Linked DNA regions of Homo sapiens: region 2 is linked to region 1. Evidence: chromatin loops called from intact Hi-C (ENCODE). Cell type or tissue: ovary. All regions are shown on one strand. Links, peaks and the distances in the headings refer to the core of each region. The heading gives the core; the rest is flanking DNA.

The links. Hi-C counts contacts between places; a loop is a spot of excess contacts. Peaks named below come from ENCODE experiments on the same cell type or tissue, not always from the same donor. Only the 100,000 strongest peaks of a DNase experiment are listed, where the experiment ranks them.
Region 2: a loop joins it to region 1, with 7 times the contacts of the local background. A loop is called at or near these places in 21 of 110 quality-filtered maps.

The regions. Positions count from the first base shown.
Region 1 is chr19:49,685,642-49,696,150 of GRCh38, reverse strand. PRMT1 (protein arginine methyltransferase 1) reads right to left here. Exons shown (of 11, transcript NM_001536.6): 9 at 9,908-10,058; 10 at 9,425-9,546; 11 at 7,704-7,989. The coding sequence ends at 7,906. ADM5 (adrenomedullin 5 (putative)) reads right to left here and starts at 6,557. Exons shown (of 2, transcript NM_001101340.2): 1 at 6,240-6,557; 2 at 5,576-6,045. The coding sequence starts at 6,313. The coding sequence ends at 5,658. It overlaps CPT1C (carnitine palmitoyltransferase 1C), which reads right to left and starts at 5,035. Exons shown (of 20, transcript NM_001199753.2): 1 at 4,811-5,035; 2 at 4,262-4,330; 3 at 3,758-3,912. The coding sequence starts at 3,898. RefSeq lists a silencer at 6,098-6,167 and enhancers at 7,476-8,216, 8,217-8,958. In ovary, for the core only: a CTCF peak has its summit at 6,113; DNase peaks (open chromatin) are centred at 4,670, 5,090 and 6,200; H3K4me3 peaks cover 2,684 bases; H3K27ac peaks cover 533 bases.
Region 2 is chr19:49,752,304-49,761,523 of GRCh38, reverse strand. The region is part of intron 2 of TSKS (testis specific serine kinase substrate); the gene reads left to right. LOC105372434 (a long non-coding RNA gene) reads right to left here. Exons shown (of 3, transcript XR_936019.3): 3 at 3,645-4,369. Among named protein-coding and RNA genes, the nearest start is that of TSKS, 6.4 kb to the left of the region's middle. RefSeq lists an enhancer at 1-57 and a silencer at 826-1,043. In ovary, for the core only: no CTCF peak of the experiment used is centred there; no DNase peak of the experiment used is centred there.

The DNA of each region.
Region 1 (10,509 bases), core at 2,510-10,509:
AATCCCAGCACTTTGGGAGGCCTAGGCGGGTGGATCACCTGAGGTCAGGCATTCCAGACCAGCCTGGCCAACATGGCAAAACCCCATCTCTACTAAAAATACAAAAATTAGCCAGGCGTGGTGGTGGGAACCTATAATCCCAGCTACTCAGGAGGCTAAGGCAGAAAAATTGCTTAAACCCAGGAGATGGAGGTTGCAGTGAGCCAAGATCCTGCTATTGCACTCCAGCCTGGGCAACAGCAACAGAGTGAGACGCTGTCTCAAAAAAAAGGCCAGGGGCAATGGCTTATGCGTGTAATCCCAGTGCTTTGGGAGGCCAAGGTGGGCGGATCACGAGGTCAAGAGATCGAGACCATCCTGGCCAACATGGTGAAACCCCGTCTCTACTAAAAATACAAAATTAGCTTGGCGTGGTGGCACACGCCTGTAGTCCTAGCTACTTGGAGGCTGAGGCAGGAGAATCACTTGAACCCAGGAGGCAGAGGTTGCAGTAAGTCGAGATCACGCCACTGCACTCCAGCCTGGCAACAGACTGACTCCATGTCAAAAAAAAAAAAAAAAAAAAAGGCCAGGTGCAGTGGATCATGCCTGTAGTCCCAGCACTCTGAGAGGCCAAGGCGGGTGGATCACCTGAGATCAGGAGTTCGAGATCATCCTGGCCAACATGGTGAAACCCTGTCTATACTAAAAATACAAAAAATTAGCCGGGCCTGGTGGCAGGCACCTGTAATCTCAGCTACTTGGGAAGCTGAGGAAGGAGAATAGCTTGAACCCATGAGGCGGAAATTGGAGTGAGCCAAGATCATGCCATTGCAATCCAGCCTGGGCAACAAGAACAAAACTCCGTCTCAAAAAAAAAAAAAAAAAAAAAATTGTGCATTTTTCTCCATGTAATGTTATCATATATATGTGTGTGCATGTATATATTTATAGGTCTATAAATATGTATGTATCTATGTATGTATGTATTTAAACACACGAAAAGGATGGCCACATGTTTGTTTTTTTTTGAGACGGAGTCTCGCTTTGTTGCCCAGGCTGGAGTGCAGTGGCACGATCTCGGCTCACTGCAAGCTCCGCCTCCTGGGTTCACGCCATTCTCCTGCCTCAGCCTCCCAAGTAGCTGGGACTACAGGTGACTGCCACCACGCCCAGCTAATTTTTTTGTATGTTTAGTAGAGACGGAGTTTCACTGTGTTAGCTAGGATGGTCTTGATCTCCTGACCTCGTGATCTGCCCGCCTCGGCCTCCCAAAGTGCTGGGATTAGAGGCGTGAGCCACCATGCCTGGCCAAGGATGGTCACATGTTAACACTTTAGTTGGTAGACTGGCCTGAGGCCCAAGGAGTCCCAGGGTAAGGGCGGGAGAGGGATTCGGAGTTCAAGGCAGTGGCTGTTTGCCAACTGGAACAGATTATACAACCAACAAGACCACAGAGGTTCAGTTTAGCCTGCTGAAGCATCCCAGCTTCAGGAGATCCTCCTGGCCGCCGGCTCCCACCCCCTTTTTTTTTTTTTTTTTTGAAACGGAGTCTTGCTCTGTCACCCAGGCTGGAGTGCAGTGGCGCAATCTTGGCTCACTGCAATCTCTGCCTCCTGGATTCAAGTGATTCTTCTGCCTCAGCCTCCCAGGTAGCTGTGATTACAGGTGCCTGCCACCACACCCGGCTAATTTTTGTATTTTTAGTAGAGATGGGGTTTCACTATATTGGCCAGGCTGGTCTTGAACTCCTGACTTCGTGATCTGTCTGCCTTGGCTTCCCAAAGTGCTGGGATTACAGGCGTGAGCCACCGCACCTGGCCTGCCACCCCCTTATTTAACTGCAACACCCCCACATCACTCTTCTCTACCCGATTTATCATTCACCATAGCATGTGTCACCATCAATATCAGATGACACTATAGAATGTCACCATACCCTATATTTTGCTCATCTGTTTTATTGCCTTCTGTTTTGCTCATCTGTTTTATTGCCTTCTCCCCCAACTCGAATGAGAACTCTATAAAAGCAGGATTCTGTCTTTATTATTTATTTATTTATTTATTTATTTATTTATTTATTTTTTATTTTATTTTATTTTTTTTTGAGACGGAGTCTCGCTCTGTCGCCCAGGCTGGAGTGCAGTGGCGCCATCTTGGCTCACTGCAAGCTCCGCCTCCCGGATTCACGCCATTCTCCTGCCTCAGCCTCCTGAGTAATTGGAACTACAGGCACCCACTACCACACCAGGCTAATTTGTGTGTGTGTGTATTTTTAGTAGAAACGGGGTTTCACCGTGTTAGCCAGAAGGGTCTCGATCTCCTGACCTCATGATCCGTCCGTCTCAGCCTCCCAAAGTGTTGGGATTACAGGCATGAGCCACCGTGCCCGACCTGTCTTTATTTTTTTAATAGAGATGGGGTCTCCCTATGTTGTCCAGGCTGGTGTCCAAGTCCTGGGCTCAAGTGATCCTCCTGCCTCAGCCTCCCAAAGTGCTGGGATTAAAGCCGTGAGCCCGCAGTGCCCAGGCGTGATTCTGTCTGTTGATATCTGCTGTGTTCTCCATGCTAAAGAGGGCCAGGCCCTTACCGGATGCCCCATAAATATATGGTGAATGAATGAAGAACAATATCAGAAGCTAACACTCAGACCTCGCCATGGGCCAGGACATAGAAGAATTAATTTAGTCTTCAAGGCTATCCTGTGAGGGAGGTGCTGTCAACACCCATGTTTTCCACGAGGGGAAACTGCGACTCCAAGAGAGGTGCTTGCCCAAGATGACACAGCTACTAAGCGGTGGAGTCAGGATTCAAACTCAATCATGACCCCACAGGTGTTCCAGACCCCAGTTCACACACAGAGGATGTGACAAGCAGGGAGTCCCTGTATGGAGACAGTGCAAGAGTTCTAGAACCAGAAACCCTGGGACAGACATGGGTGCTGGTTACACATTGGGCATGCGCATTCCAGAACAGGGACAGAGCAGGAGTTTGGGCCGGGCGCGGTGGCTCATTCCTGTAACCCAAGCGCTTTGGGAGGCAGATCACTTGAGGTCAGGAGATCGAGATTAGCCTGGCCAACATGTTGAAACCCCGTCTCTACTAAAAATACAAAAATTAGCTGGGCGTATAATCCATGCCTGTAATCCCAGCTACTCGGGAGGCTGAGGCAGGAGAATCGCTTGAACCTGGGAGGTGGTTGCAGTGAGCCAAGATCACCCCACTGCATTCCAGTCTGGGCAACAGAGTGAGACTCTGTCTCATAAATAAATAAATAAATAAGCCAGGCATGGTGGCGTGCGCCAATAATCCCGGCTACCTGGGAGGCTGAGGCAGGGAATTGCTTGAACCCAGGAGGCGGAGGTTGCAGTGAGCTGAGATCCCGCCACTGCACTCCAGCCTGGGCGACAGAGTGAGACTGTGTCTCAGAAACAACAACTACAAAAGAAGCTGGAGATGAAAGGAAGAAATGATAATTTCACCATAAGGGAAGGATATGGAGTTCTAGAAACTGGAAGTGGGTAGTTTTTGGGGGGCCCAGTTCCCCTCTTGGGTGAAAGAAGTGAGCAGAGGTTCTCAGCAGGTGGGGCTGTGGATCCCAGAAGTGAGCCACGGAGAAATTGCTAAAGGGGTCCTGGGAGCAGACATCAAAATTCTAAGAAAAAGGGGTGATAGTCTCCCAGAAATGAACCAGCTGAAATGCCGGAAGTGAGCCTCAGACATCCCGGAAGCAGAAACCTGGATCCCCGGAAGGAAACCGACCAGCACCGCTCCTCACCCAGAAACGTGAGAGATGCCTTTTCCAGGAGCGCAGGCCAGAGAGGTAGATCTCCTGCAGCACAGGGGCACTGAGTTCCACTTCAGCCCCGTCCGAGGTCAGCGAGGGTCGGAAGCCCACGGCCTGGTGCGCTTCAGCCATGTCACGCTGGAGCCCTGAGTCGGGCAGAGTCATACTTCAGGACCCCAGCCCCTCCGCCCTCAGACTCAGGAGTCCAGGCCCCCAGCCCCTCCTCCTCCTTCATACCCAGGAGTCCAGGCCCCAGTCCCTCCTCTCTCAGATCCAGGAGTCCAGGCCCCCAGCCCCTCCTCCCTCAGACCCAGAAGCCCAGGCCCCAGCCCCTCCTCTCTCAGATCCAGGAGTCCAGGCCCCCAGCCCCTCCTCCCTCAGACCCAGAAGCCCAGGCCCCAGCCCCTCCTCCCTCAGACCCGGGATCTCACGCTTTCAGCTGCCTTTTTGCGCCGACCCAGGACTACATAACCTAGCTCATCCTTCTCTAAGCACCTGAAGGGTCTTGAGGGTCCTGGTTTGTAGACCCGGAGGTTTTGAGGGAAGGACGTCAATTCGGGACCTCTGGGAACGCATAGAGAGGCCAGAGGGATAGCTCGCGTTAACCCCTTTACCTGCTCTCCCAAGAACATGGTGCGGGGGCAGTGCCCTCCCCCCAGTACAGGATTCTCAAGATTCGGGGGTGGGTGGAGGAGGGAAACTGGTCCAGGCTGAGTTGCGGGGTCTTGAGAAAAGCATTAGTTTTAGACCCATATGAAACAAACACCTGTTAGACATTGACGCTGTCCACCCCATTGCCGCTTTTCATGCCAAGGCGAGGGGGATGGTGTCTATAAATTCATCCGCTCAGCGTCCCCTCCCCCCGCCCGTGCTGGAGGGAATGGGGAAGGAAGCACCCACTGCGCATGCCTCGCAGCCTGGGATGCTGAGGCTGTGAGCGGAGGCGAGCGTCGAGGACAAGTGATGGAGAGGCTTGCACGCCCAACCCTAGACACAGGACTCCAGGCCCCGCCGGAGCCCGAGCCCCTGGGGTCCAGTACTTACCACGTTGAATCAAGGGTCCGCTGATCGGATCCTGGGGTCCAAACCCGAGTCCACCCCCGCCCCCCGATTTTGAGCGCCGGCCCCAAATCTCCCGCTTGCATATGTCCAATCCCAGTGCAAGGAGTCCACCACCGGGTCGACGGGCCTTTGGAGTCCTGCCCACCCCGAGATCACCGTCACCCAGAAACCCCGATTCCTCTCTCTCGTGTCCCTAGCCGGGTATTCAGGTCCCGGGTTTTATCCCCGCCTCCTTCCAATCCCCGCGTTCTATCCCCGCCCCCTTCGAGCCACGGCGTCCAATCCCCTACATCCGTTCGATCCCCAGTCCTCCGTCTCCTTTTACCCGGCCAGATTCTCCACCATTTGGCCGCTCGCATTCTACGCAGCTGTTCGGAACCCGGGTTCCTGGGCTCCTCACTCAGCTCATTGTCTCTTAGTCTCCTGTCTCTTCGAGGAACAAGGCTCAGCTGGGAGGTCGCAGCCCACCCCAGGTGCATTATAACGTCAGGCGCGTAGGGTGCCGGAGCAAATCTCAGCCCTTTCACGCCAGGGAGGGAGGAGGGATGTTTGGGGGTCAGGACGGCCCGCCAAAACCACCCACGGAAGGTGCATGGATTGAGTTGGCAAGAAAGGCGCCACAGCGGGTTGGATTCAAGGTAGACAGTGGGACTTCCGTGAGGGAGAAGCAGCATGGCTAATAGAGAAAGGTATATTAGAGACCCAGCCTCGACTGAGAGGTCGAAATAGGTACAGAGAAGCAGAGACTGAAACACGGAACTCTTGTTTATTCGGCTCTGGGCGTCAGTGTTCTTCGCCCAGCCTGGTCCCGTGTGCTTCTAGGTCCAACCTAGTCGCAGCCCGGGGAGGGACTGGGGAAGACGGTTTCAGGGGCTGGAGTTAGGGGAGAAGAAATGTGGAGTAGAAGCTCCAACATACAGATAGGCAAACTGAAGCCGAGGAGGGGACGAGCCGTGCCCGAGGTCACCCAGCGAGCTGGGCACTGCGCTAGCCCCCTCGCTGCAGGCCGGAATCCTGGGAACCGAGCCGGGCTTCCGCCTCGCGCCACCGGCGGCGCCCATAGCTGTAGGGGTCCTGGGGCTCGTGGCTGGCCTTCCCCGAGGGCTCCTTGGTGGAGACAGCGAATCCAGTATATGATCTCCGCCAGGCGGTGGGTCCGGCATACGCCCAGGTAGCAGACGTGCCCGCGGTGCTGGGGGACCTGGTGCTGGCCTCGCCTGGAGAGGGAGCGTGGGAGAAAACCGGGTTCAAACCGAATTGAGAGATGGAGCGTGATGGAGGTGGGCACCCAAGCACTCCAAGACCAGCGGGGAGGCTTACAGATCACCTGCCCGTTCCGCGGCCGGGAGAGGGCGCTCGCCCTTTACGGTCTCCCTCCCGCCCTGTCCCTGCTGCCACCCGGGTTTCTCACCTGGCTGCAGTGTCCAGGTCCCCTTGGGCGGAGAAGGCGAGGAGCAACAGCAGGATGAGGATGTGGATAGTCATCGTGGGCAGGGCGGGTCAGGATCCGTGGCCCGTAGTTGCGGCCACCCCGCCCCGTTCCCGCACCGGGCTGATCGCCTCTGGGTGCAGCTCTGGAGCCAGGTACCAGGGCCAGTCCCCACTTCCCAGGCGGGGAACACTGAGGCCAAAAGTCTGTGGGAAGAGGCCGCACCACACCAGAGGGGCAGGATTCAAACCCGGGTCCCCGCTTCCCGCACCGCGGCTCCAGAGACCTCACTGGGTGTGTGGGGTCACACCAGCTGCTGTCTATCCCCCTAGGAGGTCTGTGGAGACTCGCCCCCTTCAAAGCGTGGGGAAATGGGGCGGGGCCAATGACACCCGCAGGTAGCTAAGCAGCGGGATTCCAAGAAAAGGGGTGGCGGCGGGGAAGCGCTGGCTCTGGTTGTAGATGCGACCTCACCCTCACCCTGTCGGGAAGCCGGTTAGTAGACAGTTGGGACCCTGGAACCTCGGGGGCCAGGCAATGCAGGGCAAGTGCACATGCGGCCCCCTGGAGGGCGTGGAGCGAGGGAGACCCCAAACACACTGAGGAGCGCCCCTCCGGAAGAGAAAAGGCCGAGGTGTCAGGCACTCGCCGGTGAGGGCTCCAGTTGCACTGAAGCAGGTGTAGCCAGGGCTGTTCAACGAGGAGGGTGTCCTGGGTCAACCAGGTCGAGTGCACAGTATTGTGGGGGACCCAGGACCCCGTGGCCAGGCCCTGAGGGTGGAAGGGTGGGTGCAGACGCCATGTCTGCAGCAGAGGCAGAGGGACCTCGTCTTCACCTCTGTAAGATGGGTAGGCCCTGCCACCTTACAGCTGCAACTCCCACTGACCTCCATGGAGGGCAAGTCCCCAGCCCTAAGCCCCAAGCCATTCTAGGGGAGGAAGCAGGGCCACTCCCCCATGAGAAATTCTATCCTTGCAAACATACACCCCCAACCCACTCAGTGTCCCCAGCTGCAGAGGGCTGGGCACAGTTGGGCCTTGAAGGGACCCGAACAGGAAAAAACAGCCAGAGAGGAACAATGTCGAGTGTTGGGGGGAGGTGGGGAGACTGTTCTGGGAAACTTGAGGGCTGGCTGTGCTGGAAAGCCACCCCCATCCCCTACTAGGCAGGACACGGGTACCGCAGAGGGGAGGGGCGCAGACCCAGGAGAGGGATGAAAAGAGTTGGACAAAGACCCTGAGAGACAGCTGTGGAGGACAGGGACCCCGAGAAGGAACCAAGGAAGGGGAGCAAGAGGCCTAGAGACGGGGGACGGGAGACGCAGATCCACAGAATGGCAGCCACCAGCAGGTGCCAAGGCCGGTCCCCCCACTGCTGAGGCTGGCACTGCAGTACCTGCGAAAGGAACCCCAAACCTCCTTTGCCCCCAGGAAACAAAGCCAGACCCCAGCTGAGGATTTATTGGCGTAAATGCAACCATATAAAAACATAAGTTATGAAAAACACAGTCACGATGTGCCCTCCCCATCCCCCCAGCCCAGGCCCCTAAAACCCCCTTCTGCGGGAGGGAGGGAGAGGAAGGGGGAGCCCCGAAACCGCCTAGGAACGCTCAGCCCCTGGGCTCGTGCAGGGCGGGAGAGCCGGGCCTCAGCGCATCCGGTAGTCGGTGGAGCAGGACAGCTCGCACAGCTGGCCCTTGAAGTCCAGGTCGATGGTGAAGTCCAGGTCCCGCTGCAGGGAGAGGTGGGGCATGAGGGCGGAACCCACCAGGAGGTGGTGGCGGGGGGCGGGTGCAGGCAGGCTATGCGACGATGAGCCGGGCTCCAGCTTCCTGCCCATCTCCACGCTGCAGACCCCAACTGCTGGTCCCACCCTAGCAGCTGCCCTGACCCTGCCAAGGGACAGCACCACATGGACACCCCCAAGCCCACTAGACTCACTCAGGAGTAGAGCCCAGCTGCTGTCCCTTGCCCTTGGATTTCTCCATCAGGATGATTCCCATCAGCAATGCAGTGATTGCTTCTTTCATAAAAAAGAAAACCTCTCCCAAGCCCACTTCCTCCTCAGGCAAACGTTCCAGTGAAACACAATGGTCCAGCCTGCTGTCTCCACTTCCTCTCCTCCCCCCATACCCTCCAGCACATGAAGATGAGACAAAGTCACCAACGCCCGAGGACTCCTCCTCCCTCTCCAGTATCCGTTTCCCAGCTAGTGCCGTGGTCCCGGGGGCTGCATGAGTCTTTGTAGGGGGTGGTCCTGTGGCTGCAGGACATTTACCAGCCCCCTGGCCCCTACCTACCAGATGCCAGGACCACCCCTTCTCCGGAGTGACAACCACAAATGTTTCCACAGACGGTGGCAAACGTCCTGGGGGGGGGCGGGGAGCGGAGGGGGCAGTAAAACTGCCCAGTTGACAACTGCTGCTGTCACAGGCTCGTGGGTGTCCCAGGGTCCACATTCCATGACTACCCTGAGTGCCACCCACCCTCGCACCCATCGGCCGGGACCCACTTTTCCAACCCAGACCACTCCCGGCGACTCCAGGCTCCAAGCCTTCCATCCTCCTGCCTGCTCAGACCCACCACACTGGATCTCTGCCCAGACCCTGTCTCCGAGAAGCCCCCCCAGCTCCCCCGGAAGCCCCCTGATCTCAGGTGATGGCAGCTCCTGCCAAGTGCTCAGGAGGAAAAAGAAAGGGGAGCAGAAAACAAAAAGCTGCCTTTCTCCTCTCATGCCTCCCAGCTGGGCTAGAAAACCCCGTGCACTCTACTGGGGGCTGCCTCTTGCCCTGGAGCCCACCTACACCAACACCTGTCTGCCCTGCTCCCAGCCTGACAGAGGTCACCTCCAACTGGCATCACCATGTCACTGACCCCCTTGTCTAGAGTGGAAGCACCAGGAGGGCAGGGTTTCAGCCTGGGTCCCCAGGCCCATAACTTCCGGTGAATGCTCAAGCAATCCTGCTGTGTAGACAGGCATGGGGCTGAGGGGCTTGGGGACCCGGGAATAGGCAGAGGTGCTCGCCCCCGCCAGCTGCCCCCATCCCCCACCCCGGCTGCCCCCATCCCCTACCCCCGCTGCCACCATTCCTCCCCCACCACTCCCCCCCCAATCTACACTCCCCGCCCTAGCTGCCACCCTCCCACCCAGCTGCCCGGAGCCTCACGTTGTTCTTGGCGTTGGGCCGCATGCCGATGGTGCCGAAGATCTCCTCGCCCGTCTTCACGGTCAGGTAGTCCTCCATGTAGAACACCGTCTGCTTCCAGTGCGTGTACGGGGACTCGGGGCCTGGGGGCGCGGGCGGGTCAGCCGGCCTCGGCCTGCTGCCCCCCCCAACCCCACCCTTGCGTTCCCTCTGTCGGAATGCCCACCCCCATGACAGCTGATGGGACTGCTATCCGCGAGTCACCTCCCTGTCATTGAGCTTTGGAGACAGGGACCGTGTCAGCCTTTTGTGGATGAGGAAACTGAGGCACTGCACACTCAGGTCACTTGCCCAAGGCCACGTGACTGCTACATGGCAGAGCTCACACTGGAACACGCGTGTCCCCATGGTTCCTTCTGCCCGTTTCTGTCACCCCCTCCACTACGTGGGTGCGCCTCCGCCCTGGCTCGGGAACGGCCCCCAGCCCTGTGGGCCCCGCCTCACTGGTGGAGAAGCCGGTCCTCTTGTGGCAGCGTGTGAACTCGATGTTGAAGTAGGCCACCAGGGCGTGCACGTAGTCATTCCGCTTCACTTGCAGGCAGAACGGGGAGGTGAAGGTCAGGTCTTCCACCTTGACGGTATAGATGTCCACCTCCTGCAGGACATGAGAGGGCGAGCTCCGGGATGCGTCCCCACCTCGCTTCATCCCCTCCTCCCTCCCTTAAGCTCCCAGAGGGCCTGTGACCTCGCTGTCCCCTTCCTGCTAGCCCTCCCTCACTGGCACCCAGCCTCGGCTCCTCCTTCACTCTGCATCCTGCCTATCCGGCTCCCAATAAACCATGTGGGTTCGAGCCCAGATTCCTTGCTCCCTCCTCTCCAACACCCAAACCTGGCAGTGCCACCCTAACTCTGTCCAGACCTCCTAGAATGCAGGCGCCCCACTCCACTGTCTCCCCAACCCCTTGACAAGTCCAACAACATGATGGCTTCAAACGGCAACACAAATGCCAACCTAAACCCTGCGCCAGTTCCCCTGGCTCTCAGGAGGGTGGCCCGAGTGGGGTCCCTGCCCCTGTAGTCTCCTCTCCTCCCCCACTCAACAACTT
Region 2 (9,220 bases), core at 1-8,000, 68 kb before region 1:
AAGGCCCCTCAAGCCAGGCTGGGGGGTACCAGGGAAAGCTTCCTGGAGGAGGATGTCTTGCAACTGGACCTTAGTGAGTGAGTAGGAGTTCTCTGAGGGGAGTCAGCTAAGAATCTGGGGCAAAACTGAGAGATGAGCAAGATTTAGGGGGACTTAGGGAATTTCTGGCAAAAGTATAGAGGGTTACAAATGGGTCCTTTAACTCACTGCACCTCTGATCCTCACCCCCCACCTGGCTTCCCCTGGGCCAGGCCTAAAACAGGCTCTACCAGATACTGAGAACCACATTAACAATAGCCATGATCTTAATGATGCTGATAAGATTCACTAGCACTTTCTATGTTCAGGGAGCCCTGGTTTCCTCATCTGTAAAACGGAGATGCATACATTCGTTCCTTTATTTTTAAATTTTATTTATTTATTTATTTATTGAGACAGAGTTTCGCTCTTGTTGCCCAGGCTGGAGTGCAATGGCGTGATCTTGGCTCACAGCAACCTCTGCTTCCCGGCCGGGTTCAAGCCATTCTCCTGCCTCAGCCTCCCGAGTAGCTGGGACTACAGGCATGTGCCACCACACCCAGCTAATTTTGTATTTTTAGTAGAAACAGGGTTTCTCCATGTTGGTCAGGCTGGTCTCGAACTCCGGACCTCAGGTGATCTGCCCACCTCGGCCTCCCAAAGTGCTGAGATTACAGGCGTGAGCCACCACGCCCAGCTTTTGTTTATTTATTTTTAAGGCAGGGTCTTGCTCTGTCTCCCAGGCTGGAGTGCAGTGGCACAATCACAACTCACTGCAGCCTCGAACTCCTGGGTTCAAAGGATCCTCCCATCTCAGCCTTCTGAGTAGCTGGGACCACAGGCACACACCTGGCTGATTAAAAAAAAATTTTTTGTAGGCCAGGCGCAGTGACCTATAATCTCAGCACTTTGGGAGGCCGAGGCGGGTGGATCATGAGGTCAGGAGTTCGAGACCAGTCTGGCCAATATGGTGAAACCCCGTCTCTACTAAAAATACAAAAATTAGCTGGGCCTGATGGTGTGTGCCTGTGGTGGTGGGCGCCTGTAGTCCCAGCTACTGTGGAGGCTGAGGCAGGAGAATTGCTTGAACCCGGGAGGCGGAGGTTGCAGTGAGCCGAGATCACGCCACTGCACTCCAGCCTGGGCGACACAGCGAGAGTCTGTCAAAAAAAAAATAATAACAATAATAATAATTTTTGTAGAGACAGGGTCTCACAATGTTGTGCAATCTGGTCTTAAACTCAAGCAATTTTTGGGCCTCAGCCTCCCAAAGTGCTGGGATTACAGGAGTGCAACACCATGCCCAGCCACATTTATTCTTTTTAACAAATATCTCTTTTCCTTTCTTTATTTTTTGAGATGGAGTCTCACTCTGTAGCCAGGCTGGAGTACAGTGGTGCGATCTTGGCTCACTGCAAACTCCACCTCTTGGGTTCAAGTGATTCTCCCACCTCAGCCTTCCAAGTAGCTGGGATTACAAGAGCGCCACCACACCTGACTAATTTTTGTATTTTTAGTAGAGATGGGGTTTCACCATGTTGGCCAGGCTGGTCTCGAACTCCTGACCTCAGATGACCGCCCACCTCAGCCTCCCAAAGTGCTAGGATTACGGGCATGAACCACCGCACCTGGCCTCTCTTTTTCTTTCTTTTTATTTTATTTTATTTTTTTGAGACAGGGTCTCACTCTATTGCCCAGGCTGGAGTGCACTGGCATGATAATAGCTCACTGCAACCTCAAACCCTTGGGCTTAAGCGATCTTTCCACCTTGACCTCCCAAGTAGCTGGGACTGCAGGTGTACACCACCGTGCCCAGCTAAACAAATTTTTTTCTTTCTTTCGGTTTTTTTTTTTTTTTGAGACTGGGTCTTGTTCTGTTGCCCAGGCTGGAGTGACAGCATGACAGTCCAGGCACAATCTTGGCTCACTGTAGCCTTGGCCTCCCCAGGCCCAGGTGATCCTCCCACCTCAGCCTCCCGAGTAGCTGTAACTACAGGCACATGCCACACACCCAGGTAATTTTTTTTTTTTTTTTTTGGAAATGGAGTCTCGCTCTGTTGCCAGGCTGCAGTGCAGTGGTGTGATCTCAGCTCACTGCAACCTCCACCTCCCAGGTTCAAGCCATTCTTCTGCCTCAGCCTCCCGAGTAGCTGGGACTACAGGTGTGTGCCACCACGCCCGGCTAATTTTTGTATTTTTAGTAGAGACGGGGTTTCACCATGTTGGCCAGGATGGTCTTGATCTCTTGACCTTGTCATCTGCCTGCCTCAGCCTCCCAAACTGCTGGGATTACAGGCATGAGCCACCGCTCCCGGCTTCACCCAGCTAATTTTTTAAAAAAATATTTGAGGCCGGGCTTCGTGGCTCATGCCTGTAATCCCAGCACTTTGGGAGGCTGAGGCAGGCAGATCACCTGAGGTCGGTAATTCCAGACCAGGCTGATCAACATGGAGAAACCCCATCTCTACTAAAAATATACAATTAGCCGGACGTGGTGGCACATGCCTGTAATCCCAGCTATGTGGGAGGCTGAGGCAGAAGAATCGCTTGAACCTGGGAGGCAGAGGTTGCAGTGAACCGAAATCGTGCCATTGCACTCCAGCCTGGGCAACAAGAGCAAAACTCCGTCTCAAAAAAAAAAAAGAAACAACTAAGGTAGACAGTGGTGTAGTAACCTCCACAAGGTCAAGGTTGGAGGGGTTGTAAGAAGCAGGACCAAGACAAGAAGGCTGCTGCTTTTGTCACTAATGCAAAAGGGCTTTCTCTCCCCAAGACTCCCTTGGGCTGAGTGGGGGATGTTTGGAGGGGAGAGACTGAGGCAGGGAGGCCAGAGGGGAGCCTGGGCGAGGGTCCAGGGAAGGAGGAGGAGCTGCAGAGAACAGGGCAAAGAGTCTGGGCTGGGAAGGATGTCTGGGAGACATCTCCTCCCTCAGACAGAAGAGCTCTCCGCCCTGTCTTGGGGAGTGTCCCTCAGGCAGCACTTGCAGCCGTTTGCCTCCCACCAGAGCTATTTCTGAGTCACATCCCCCACTGGATCGTGAAGCCTGAGAAAGTACCCCAGGCAGCCAGGATCAAGGTCTGACACAGCTGCCAGCTCGCTGTGGGGCTGCAGGGGAGTGTCGGCCTCTAACGGGCTTCAAGTTCCTTCTCTGTGAAATGGAAAAAGTAATGACCTTGGGGTGCCTGCTGGAGAGGTGAGGGGGGCAGCAGGAGCTGGAACCAGCACCCAGCACCTGAGCTGCATCCAGAGAGAAGGCGGGGACAGGCAGAGAGAAGGACACAGAGACCCAGAGAGAGAGGGAGACAGAGACCCAGAGAGAGAGAGGGGAACAGAGACCCAGAGAGAGGGGAAGGGAGACCAGGGAGAGGGGGACAGAGACCCAGAGAGTGGGGGACAGAGACCAAGAGAGAGGAGGACAGAGACCCAGAGAGAGAGGAGGACAGAGACCCAGAGACAGAGGGGGGCACATGCCTGTAATCCCAGCTACTCGGGAGGCTGAGGCAGGAGAATCGCTTGAACTCGGGAGGTGGAGGTTGCAGAGAGCCGAGATCGTGCCACTGCACTCCAGCCTGGTGACAGAGTGAGACTCTATCTCAAAAAAAAAAAAAAAAAAAGAAGACAGAGACCTAAAGAGTAGAAAGGCAGAGACTCAGGAAAAATAAGTCAGAGACTCTGAGATTTGGGGGACAGAGCTGAATCAGGGTGAGACAGAAGACCAGAAATAGAGGAGGGGGATAGAGACCCAGAGAGAGAAGGAACAGACACAGGGGCTGGGTGGGGACAGAGAACTGGAAAGAGGGGGACAGAGAACCAGGCGGTGATGGAGACCCTGGTTGAGAGAGTGTCAGTTTCCAGGTAGGAGGAAGGACAATGGGAACCCTGTGAAGGTAGTTGTTAGTTATATCTCCATTTCACAGGTAGGGAAGCAGAGGCACAGAGAGGTGAAGTCCTCTCCATGAGGTCATACGGCTAGTAACTGGGAGAAATTAGTTGGCCCTAGGTCCTGTTGCCTTGGTTTCCAGAACAATTACCCACAGGAAACCCAAGACCTTCTGAGTCTTCAGGTTAGAAAGACACTTTGTGTAATGCTTTCTATTGCTGTGAAACCAATTACACCAAAACTTCAAACAACAAACTTGGAGGGGCTCAGCTGGGTGGGCCTGGCTCAGGGCGTCTCACGAGGTTGCAAACAAGATTTTGGCTGGGGCTGCAGTCACCTGAAGGTTGGACTGGGGCCAGAGGTTGTGCTACCAAAATGGGGCACTCACCTGCCCTTGGCTGGAGGCCTCAATTCCTTGCTACATGGGCCTCTTCATAGGTGGCTGCTTATGACATTGAGGCTATCGTTCCCTAGATGAAGAGAGAGCAAATAAGAAACAGTTCCTCTTATGAAGTAGTCTCTTACCTCACATATCATCAATTCTACTTTATTCTATTTTTTTATTTTTTGAGACAGAGTCTCTGTCACCTAGGCTGGAGTGCAGTGGCGCAATCTCGGCTTACTGCAGCCTGTGCCTCTCAGGTTCAAGCAATTGTCTTGCCTTAGCCTCCTGAGTAGCTGGCATTACAGGTGTGCACCACCATGCCCAGCTAATTTTTGTATTTTTTGTAGAAACAGGGTTTCACCATGTTGGCCAGGCTGGTCCTGAACTCCTGACCTCAGGTGATCCACCTGCCTCGGCCTCCCAAAGTGCTGGGATTACAAGCATGAGCCACCACAACTAGCCTGCCTTATTCTATTTCCTGGGTGTGAGTCACCAAGTCCAGCTCATACTCAAGTGAGGCAAATAAGGCTCCACGTTTTAAAGGAATGTGAAAGAATTTATGGACATATTTTAAACTATCACATTTTGTGGGATTTTTGTAGCTGCCCTTTATTGGGATGAGGAAGTTCCTTTCTTCCTTTCTATTTCTAGTTTGTGGAGTGTTTTTTTTTTTTTAATCATGAGTGGTATTTTGTCAAAAGCTTTTTCTCAACTGACATGATCATGTGTTTTTTTTCCCTTTTATTCTATTAATATGGTATGTAACATTTATTTGTTTTTAGAGACAGAGTCTTGCTCCATTGCCCAGGTTGGAGTGCAATGGTGCCATCATAGCTCACTGCAGCCTCAACCTCCTGGGCTCAAACAGTCCTCCCACCTCAGCATCCCAAGGAGCTGAGACCACAAGCACATGCCACTGTACCCAGATAATTTTTAAATTTTTTGGTAGAGATGGAGTCTCACTATGTTGACCTGGCTGGTCTAGAATTTCTGGCCTCAGGTGATCCTCCTGTCTCAGCTTCTCAAATTGCTGGGATGAGCCACCATGCCCAGTCATTGGTTGATTTTAGTATGTTGAACCAACCTTGCATTCCTGGGATAATTCCCAGTTGGTCACCATGTATAATCCTTTTTACATGCTGTTGGATTTGGTTTGCTAGTATTTCGTTGATGATTTTTGTGACCATATTCATAAAGGATATTGGTCTGTGGTTTTCTTTCTTTCTTTTCTTTTTTTTTGAGATGGAGTCTCGCTCTGTCGCCCACACTAGAATGCAATGGCACGATCTCGGCTCACTGCAACCTCCGCCTCCCAGGTTCAAGCGATTCTCCTGCCTCAGCCTCCCAAGTAGCTGGGACTACAGGTGCCTACCACCGCGCCAGGCTAATTTTTGCATTTTTAGTAGAGACAGGGTTTCACCATCTTGGCCAGGCTGGTTTCAAACTCCTAACCTCATAATCCACCCACTTTGGCCTCCCAAAGTGCTGGGATTACAGGCATCAGCCACCAAGCCCAGCCACCTGGCCCATTTTATCCTATTTTAAAAGTGTTTTTATTTTCATTTTTATTTTTAGAGACGCAGGTGTTACTTTGTTGCCCAGGCTGGTCTCAAACTCCTGGGCTCAAGCGATCCTCCCATCTTGGCCTCCCAAAGTGCTGGAAATACAGGTGTGAGCCACCATGTCCAGCCTTCTTATTGTTGTTTTTTATGAGACAGGGTTTTGCTATGTTGGCCAGGCTGGTCTTGAGCTCTTGGTCTCAAGTAATACACCCTCCTCAGCCTCCCAAAGTCCTGGGATGACAGCAGTGAGTCACTTGGCCCGGCCCCTGGAGCCTATTTGGAGTTCATTTGGCTTCTTGGATGTGTGGATTTATGTTCAAATCATCAAGTTTTGGAAGTTTTCAACCATTATTTCTTCAAATATTCTTTCTGCCCCTTTCTTTCCTTCTGGGACTCCCAGATCCATAGGTCTCTGAGGCTGTATTCATTCTTCTTCATTCTTTTTGTTTTCATGTTTCTCAGGCTGGATAATCAAAGTTGAGCTATGTTCAAGTTCACTGAATCATTATTCTGCTACAGAGCCCCCTCTAGTACATTTTTCACTTTGGTTATTGTACTTTTCAACCCTAGAATTTCTTTTTTGAGACGGAGTCTCTCTCTGTTGCCAGGCTGGAGTGCAGTAGTGTGATCTCAGCTCATTGCAACCTCTGCCTCCTGGGTTCAAGCGATTCTGCTGCCTCAGCCTCCCGAGTAGCTGGCTCTACAGGTGCACACCCCATCCCCGGCTAATTTTTGTATTTTTAGTAGAGACGGGGTTTCACCTTGTTGGCCAGGATGTTCTTGATCTCTTGACCTCGTGATCCGCCTGCCTTGGCCTCCCAAAGTGCTGGGATTACAGGTGTGAGCCATTGCGCCTGGCCCTTCAACCCTATAATTTCTATTTGGTTTCTTTTAATAATGTTTGTCTCTTTAGTGATATGCCCTATTTGGTGAGACATTATTCTCTCAATTTCCTTTAGTTATTTAGGAATGGTTTCCTTTAGCACTTCGAACATATTTAAAGTAGCTGATTTAAAGTGTTTGCCTAGTAAGTCCAAATCTGCCCCCGCCATCCTACCCCTGAACAGTTTCTCTTGACTGCTTGTTTGTCCTCCATTGTATAGGCCATAGTTTTTTTTCTTTGCATGCCTTATAACTTTTTTGTTGAAAACTGGCCATTTTTTATTTTTTATTTTTTTTGAGATGGAGTCTCACTCTATCACCCGGGCTTGAGTGCAGCGGCATGATCTTGGCTCACTGCAACCTCTGACTCCCAGGTTCAAGCGATTTTCCTGACTCAGCCTCCCCAGTAGCTGGGATTACAGGTGTGCACCACCATGCCTGTCTAATTTTTGGATTTTTAGCAGAGACGGGGTTTAACCATGTTGGCTGGGCTGGTCTCAAACTCCTGACCTCAGGTGATCCACCTGCCTTGGCCTCCCAAAGTGCTGAGATTACAGGTGTGAGCCACCGTGCCTGGCCTGAAAACTGGCCATTTAAAGTATCATAATGTAGCAGGGAACGGTGGCTCACGCCTGTAATCTCAGCACTTTGGGAGGCCAAGTCAGGCAGATCACCTGAGGTCAGGAGTTCGAGACCAGCCTGACCAATATGGTGAAACCCCCATCTCTACTAAAAATACAAAAATTAGCCAGGCGTGGTGGCGGGTGCCTGTAGTCCCAGCTACTGGGGAGGCTGAGGCAGGGGAATCGCTTGAACCCAGGAGGCAGAGGTTGCAGTGAGCCGAGATCATGCCACTGCACTCCAGCCTGGGGGACAGAGGGAGACTCTGTCTCAAAAAAAAAAAATACAATAAAAAATAAAGTATCATAATGTAGCAACCCTAGAAACAGATTCTCCCCACTCATAAGGATTTGTTGTTATTATTGCTTGTTATAGTTGCTTTTTATTTTATTATTTTTATTTATTTATTTTTATTATTATTTGAGACATGATCTTGCTCTGTTGCCCAGGCCACTGTACAGTGGCATGATTGTGGCCCACTGCAGCCTCTAACTCCCAGGCTTAAGGGATCCTCCTGCCTCAGCCTTCTGAGTAGCTGGGACTACAGGTGTGCACTACCAAGCTCAGCTAATTTTATTTTATTATTATTATTATTATTATTATTATTATTATTGAGATGGAGTCTTGCTTTGTTGCCCAGGCTGGAGTGCAATGGCGCGATCTCGGCTCACTGCAAGCTCCGCCTCCCGGGTTCACACCATTCTCCTGCCTCAGCTTCCCGAGTAGCTGGGACTACAGGCGCCCGCCACCACGTCCAGCTAATTTTTTGTATTTTTTAGTAGAGACGGGGTTCACCATGTTAGCCAGGATGGTCTCGATCTCCTGACCTCGTGATCCACCCGCCTCGGCCTCCCAAAGTGCTGGGATTACAGGCATGAGCCAACACGCCCGGCCTATTTTATTACTATTTTTTAAGGGATTAGGTTTTACTATGTTGCTCAGGCTGGTCTTGAACTTCTGGGCTCAAGCAGTCCTCCCACCTCATCCTCCCAAATTGTTGGAATTACAGGTGTGAGCTACTGCACCTGGCCTGTAGTTGCTTTTTAAAAAACAGACTTTTCTGAACTATTTCTGTAATATCTGTGTTCTTTGTCATGTTTGGCCACTGAAGTCTCTGTTCTCTAATTTTAGTGGTTAGCTAATGATTGGAGAGACATTTCCTTAAACTGGAACAACAACAAAATCTTCTAGTCTTTGCCAAATGGCACTCTGTGTGCCTGATGAGGCACACCTTTAACACTCAGACAATTTACAACTCTACCTTAGCCTTCCCTTCCTGCTTGTGCAGCGTTTCAAGGTTTCAAGGTCAGCCAGAGGTGAAAAGCTTGGGGCCTTCTCAGAACTTTCCCAAGCATGTACACAACCCTACACAGGCCAATGGCTTTCTACATTCCCAGGAATTTGTTGGAACATTTCAAGGCTTCTACAGATATGTCCATCAGATTTTCCTTTTAAGATTTTTTGCTTTTTATTGTTTACCCCAACTGTTATCCATTGCCTTCGGCAGTAGCAACATTAAAACAAGCGTAAAATTTTTTTTTCTTTACAAATGTTCCCTCTCCCACTCCATGTTAGTCCATTCTTGCATTGCTATAAAGGAATACTCAAGGCTGGGTATAAATAAAAGAGGTTTAACTGGCTTATGGTTCACAGGCTATCTGATAAACATGGTGCCAACATCTGCTCAGCTTTTGGTGAGGGCCTCATAGCAAAAGGTGATGGAGCCAGCATATCACCTGGCAAGAGCAGGAGCAAGGAGATGCCACACAAGTTTTTTTTTTTTTTTTTTTTGAGATGGAGTTTTGCTCTGTTGCCCAGGCTGGAGAGCAGTGGCATGATCTCGGTTCACTGCGACCTCCACCTCCCGGGTT